Regions from separate parts of the Homo sapiens genome. Here region 2 is linked to region 1. Evidence: chromatin contacts called from ENCODE Hi-C or POLR2A ChIA-PET data. All regions are on one chromosome and are shown on one strand. Each heading gives the region's core, a stretch centred on a gene start or an enhancer-like site at or near the end of the contact. The rest is flanking DNA. Distances are from core to core; before and after follow the strand shown. Region 1 holds the start of AAGAB (alpha and gamma adaptin binding protein). Region 2 overlaps SMAD3 (SMAD family member 3).

Region 1 (2,731 bases), core at 116-2,615:
GGTGGTTCTGGGGACCCCTGAACTTGCAGGTAGTGAGTGTTGAAGTTAGGGCAGTTTTTTGTGGACCGTTCCCTCAGACTTCGCAGTTTGGCTAAACTCATTGCTGCGTGATGGTGAAAGTGAGGGTGAGAAAAGATCAGGTAAGATTAGGTATGATTCTTAATGGGGAAGTCTATGAAATTGGTGAGTTCAGGGGCTTGTATTTGGGAAAAGGTACATTTAGGGAAGTCTCTCCTAGATGGGAGGTAAGAGATCAAAATTCTGCCAGAAAAATTAGATCCCTTTGACGAGTAAGACCCACTTCAGACCAACTGAGTGACAGTCCTGACAGAGTGACCTTAGACAAATGACTTCAAGACTTAGTCAAATGCAGCTATTATATATGTGATAGTTAAAACCGATGATATATGTGGAAATATCTTAAAGTTACCTCACATAAATGTGAAAACAAAATGCCATGATCATTTCAGAAACATCTGAGTGCAACTATTACAAATTGAGCTGTATTGGACAAGACTTTCTTGACATTTCCCCTCTCAAATTAAAAAGGTCTTTCACTAAGTTTTTAAATGTCACATTTTTTCATTCCAAGTTATCTTGATTTTTCTGTGTGTTCTCCAATGAGGAACATTTAGATCTAAAAAACTGGGGTGTTTAAGAAAAGCAATTCACATATTTCAATTTGTCTCCAAATTTCTTATCACCTCCTAGAGTGTCCGATTTGTCTCTCCTCCACTCCCGACGTCATGGGTTCAAATTTTTCAGAATATAACATTTAAAAATGATGCCTCAGCGTGAGGTTAATTTTTCTGAAGTAAAGGTTCCGGGTGAACGGTTTTAGAGTTTTCCCAGAGGCAGAAAGTCCTGCTTCTGGGGCGTAACCTACAGGGTAAGTCACCGGGAGTGTGCTGGGCCGTGGGGGAAGGTCTGGGTGGGCATTTTTGGGAGCCTCTCGCGAGTTGGAGGGAGTCTAGGGGCGGCGCACCAAATGGGTGAGCGTCGGTGAATCGGCGCGCGGGACCTCGCTCGGAAGTGGCGCGGCTGGGCAGGGCAGGGCCGGGGGAAGCCCGTTTCCCACCTGGATTAAGATGGATCCGACAGGGTCGTGGTTTTCAGTGTTCTGTGCCATGGCTAGGTCAGGGAACGGCTACCTCCGCGGAGGCGCGGTTTCCAAGCACGGAAACCTTCAGCCGGAGCCGCTCGTCCCCATGGCAACACCGCGCGCGACCTGGCCTGTTCCACGCTGGGAGCGGAAGGGGGTCTAGGGGCGGGGTCAGGCCAGCCTGGTCATTCCGAGAACGCCCTCTCCGGCCTGTCTCCCCCTCGCGCCGGCGGCCGTGGTGCAGCCCAAGGCGGAAGCGGCTGCCTGACGGAACCGGCTCGCGAGCGCAGCTATGGCTGCTGGCGTACCCTGTGCGTTAGTCACCAGCTGCTCCTCCGTCTTCTCAGGAGACCAGCTGGTCCAACGTGAGTAGATAGGCGCCTGGGCCGACCTCCAAGGCCCCTGAGCCTCAGCGGGCGACGGACCCAGCACCACGGCCTCTCTGGGCCTTGTCCCCGCAGCGGGCCCTGCGTTCTTCCTCCAGTCAGTGGAGGCGCCCAGTCTCCCCAGGTGGCTGCCCCTATCTCTTAATCTCGTGCTTTTCTGCCCACTCGGCCTTCTTCGGCGTTCCTTTCGGCTTCCTGTGTAAAGTGAGACTGATTTCCCGCTCTGCTCAGCCCAGGCCACAGGTTTTTGCGAGGATCCGTTGAGATGAACCTGAAGGCTCTCCGGAAATTGCGCTAGGTTACAGGAGTGTAAGGTGCTGGAATTGTTGATATCGTGATGTTGTTATCCTTGCTGCTCCGGGAGAGAGTGTTTACTCTGAATTCTGAAGTTTATTCTGCGTATTTACTCTGAAGTTTATTCTGCTTCTTAATGTGTACATTATAAGACTTGTTAGCTTTGTCCGCTCCACTCTAGTTATTCACGCCTTTCATCTGAGGCATGGGCTCTCCGCCAACATGAGTTTTTGGGTATGATTGGGCTAGTGCTTTTGCTTGTAGACCCTCATAATGGCTGTCAGACTTACTAACTCTTAAAAGAGAGAACATGGGACTGGATAATAAGCCAACTCTACTAAAGGGCTCTGTGAAGTTGAATTATAGGTAACTCAAGACTTCTGTTTTAAGTGTATGGCTTAGAATCAGAGCAGTGACTTAGCTGTATGATCTCGAGCAAGTCACCTAACCTACCTACATTCCTTCCTTCTTTTCTTTTTTTTTTTTTAAAGAGACGGGAACTTGCTCTGTCGCCCGGGCTGGAGTGCAGTGATGCGATCATAGCTCACTTCAGCCTCGAACTCCTGGGCTCAAGCGATCCTCCTGCCTCAGTCTCCCGAGCAACTGGGACTGCAGGCTCACACCACGAACCCTGGCTAATTTTTTTATTTTTTGTAGAGCCAGAGTCTTGCTATGTTGCTCAGGCTGGTCTCCAACTCGTGGTTTCAAGTGATCCTCCTGTCTTGGCCGCCCTAAGTGCTGAGATTACAGGCGTGAGCCACTGTGCCTGGCTACCCTTCACTTTCTCTTTTCTCTCCTTTTTTTTATTTTTGTTTTGAGATAGGGTCTCACTCTGCTGCCCAGGCTGTAGTGCAGTGGCGTTATCTCGGCTCACTGCAACCTCTGCCTCCTGGGCTCAAGCCATCCCCCTACCTCAGCCTCCCAAGTATCTGGGACTACAGGTGTGTGC
Region 2 (2,731 bases), core at 146-2,645, 130 kb after region 1:
AGCTCTTAGCTAGATGCAAGACCCTCAGCATCCCCTCACCTCTCTGGACCTCAGTATTTTGGGCAATGAAACTAGTATATCATTTCCTGTGACCTCTTTTGGCTCTAACAAATGGCCAAAAAACCCAAGAGATCACCAGCTCCATAAATCCCCCGATAGGAAATGGGCCAAAGGATTACCGTACGGAAAGCAGTCCTGACTTGCTCATTCCCAAACTCTGGTGAGGAAACCAAGAGAAACCAGCCACCACCCACAGCTGACAGGGTCTGGGGGGAACAGCAAAAGAGCTGACCCGCACAGTACCCCCAGGCTAACTGAAGAGTCCCTGAAGCCTACAGATCAATTTCTCTTTTCTAAGAAGGAAAGGGGAGTATAACCTTCAGTTTCCTCATGTGTAAAATGAAAAGGTTTCATCTGTTCATTCTTCTAAGTGGTCAACTTAACCTCTGTAGGACTCAGCTTCCTCATCTACAAAATGGGGACATATGTCCGGACCTTAGACCAGTGCTACCCAATAGAATTTTTGGTGGTGATGAAAACGTGCTGCTCTATATGAGCTGATCTGATGGCCACTAGCCTACCCGTGCACTTGAAATGCGGCTGGTGTGACTGAGGGACAGCATTTGTAATTGTATTTAATTTTAATGACCCAACATTTAAATAGCCACATGAGGGTGGTGGATAGGTATCGGACAATATAGCCTTAGACTGTAGTGGCAGGAATGAAATCAGATGGCATTTGTAAACTGCCTAGCACAGTGGTGGGACACAAAGTTCTGGAGGAAAAACATGCATGAATATGCAGAGGTCCTATCAGTAGAGATTTTTTTTTAAGCAAAATTTCCTCATATCAAGAAATGGAGGCACTAGAAGCTGACAAGCACATACATGGATGTGTTAGAAAGACCCAGAGAAATCAGGCATACTGTAGAAACCATTCTCTCGGTGTATAGACTAAATGGCTGAAGGTCTGTTTTGTTTTCTTCACAAATGTTCTTGTCAGAAGATAAAAGAGAGCCGTTTTCAGCAAATCTAGGTTTTTATAACCCTAAACGCCCAGTACAAACTGCCCCAAGAGCAAGCTCTCTCTTCAACAAAACCTCCCGTCCTCCCAGGCAGCCACCCCCCGCCCATCTGCAGCCCTCCCCGGGGCCTCTGGGAGCTGCCCACCCAGAACGGAGTGCAACTGACATGTGGGGCACACCCTGCCAGGCACAGTCACTCGTGGGGGGAGAGCCACCCACGATGCCCTCAGGACCCACAAGGCCGGCTGGCAGTGGCCTGTGTCAGGAGTGCCCACCGGCACCCGCTGGCAGCCAGCCTGCGTCACAGCCCAACAGGAAACGAGGAGAAGAGAACACTGGGGCCGCGTGGAAATCCCCACTGGGCTCCACGCCGGAGGGTGACTCAGCGGGGCTGGCCAGCAAGCTGCCTCCCACCCCTCAGCCAGGACAGGGCGGGGGCTGCAGGAAACAGGCCTCCCGCCTCTCTGCAAAGGCTAAGAAGTACACATTCTTACATATTATTATGTTACAGATACAATCATGCCCTGCCTGAAAACATGCAAGACAAAGTCCCAACATATGAGATGGGGATTCAAGGTCCTTTTATAACAGAAAACGCACTTTCTCTAAGCAGGGGTGTCCGGTGTTTTGGCTTCCCTGGGCCACGATGGAAGAGTCGTCATCTTGGGCCACACATAAAATACGCTAACTAACGATAGCTGATGAGCTAAAAAATAATCGCAAAAAAAAAATCTTACAATGTTTTCAGAAAGTTTATGAATTTGTGTTGGGCTGCATTCAAAGCTCTCCTGGGCTACATGCGGCCCACGGGCCAGAGGGTGGACAAGCTTGCTCTAAAGGAAAGTCTTAGTTCAAGTCCTGGAGCAGCCATGAAGCTTGAAAAATTCCCTTCCCAATTTCCCAGGCCCAATTTCTTACCTGGTAGGGCCAGGGTGAGATTCCCACACTCTCCACGGAGTGTTCCCAGGCAACACCATTGCACAGTGCCTCTGCCCTCCTCGCAGCTAGCCCATCTGCCCTTCTAGACCACCCCACAGCACTTAGCAGTCTTAGATTATGGCGTTCATCATCCTAAACACAGACATTTTACCAGGCCTCCCACTCAGATACTGTCACCAGGACAGAGGCCATGCCTTACATCTCCAAAGTGAGTTTGATACATACAGGGGGTTTTAAAAATTATCCATCTATTGATCCAAAGAAACAGCATGGCATGTGTATAAGACTTGTTATCCTTGATACCCCTCCCCAACTCCAGGTCATGGCAGGGCTGCCTGAGCTGCCACAGGCTCTTATCACCTCTGTTCCCCACATCACGTTAAGCAGCCCAGGGCAAAGTCTGTCCCACACTGTTCCTCTTTTTCCCATAAAGTACCCAGTGTACTCCAGGGACTTACGGCTAGCAAAAGAAACAACAAGCAAGAAAGTGGGGAGGTCCTAGAAATCCACTCCTAGTGAGTTGCAAGAGGCTTACTAAACCCAGAGTCTTGGCCAGGGACAGTGGCTCACGCCTTTAATCCCAGCACTTTGGGAGGCCAAGGTGGGCAGATCGCTTGAGCTCAGGAGTTTGAGACCAGCCTGGGCAACACGGTGAAACCCCACCTCCACAAAATATACAAAAAATAGCCAGGCGTGGTAGCGTGTGCCTATAATCCCAGCTACCTGAGGGGCTGAGGCAGGAGGATTGCTTGAGCCTGGGAGGTCAA

The links. Hi-C counts contacts between places; a loop is a spot of excess contacts on that map. ChIA-PET counts read pairs that join two places held with the same protein, here RNA polymerase II (POLR2A). Pooled maps may share reads with other maps.
Region 2: a map of heart left ventricle shows a loop between it and region 1 (2.1-fold over the local background). The contact joins the enhancer-like site here to the promoter of AAGAB in region 1. A Hi-C loop is called at or near these places in 6 of 168 maps with a recorded cell type or tissue (CD8-positive, alpha-beta T cell, PC-3, heart left ventricle and 3 more), 2 of 37 single-sample maps with no recorded cell type and 16 of 50 pooled maps. POLR2A ChIA-PET finds 5 or more read pairs at or near these places in 4 of 52 experiments (HEK293, MCF 10A, activated CD8-positive, alpha-beta T cell and 1 more).

What each region holds. Positions count from the first base shown.
Region 1 is chr15:67,253,295-67,256,025 of GRCh38, reverse strand. AAGAB (alpha and gamma adaptin binding protein) reads left to right here and starts at 1,365. Exons shown (of 10, transcript NM_024666.5): 1 at 1,365-1,467. The coding sequence starts at 1,395. It overlaps IQCH (IQ motif containing H), which reads right to left and starts at 1,240. Exons shown (of 21, transcript NM_001031715.3): 1 at 1,079-1,240. The coding sequence starts at 1,129. RefSeq lists an enhancer at 1,305-1,624.
Region 2 is chr15:67,119,880-67,122,610 of GRCh38, reverse strand. All of the region lies in intron 1 of SMAD3 (SMAD family member 3), which reads right to left. Among named protein-coding and RNA genes, the nearest start is that of SMAD3-AS1, 26 kb to the left of the region's middle. RefSeq lists enhancers at 1,237-1,676, 1,655-2,512. Within about 2 kb of position 1,395, at least 36 of the 41 ENCODE cell types and tissues checked have a DNase peak (open chromatin) inside an H3K27ac peak, as active enhancers do; they include CD8-positive, alpha-beta T cell, heart left ventricle, prostate gland and 1 more, where a contact is called at or near this core.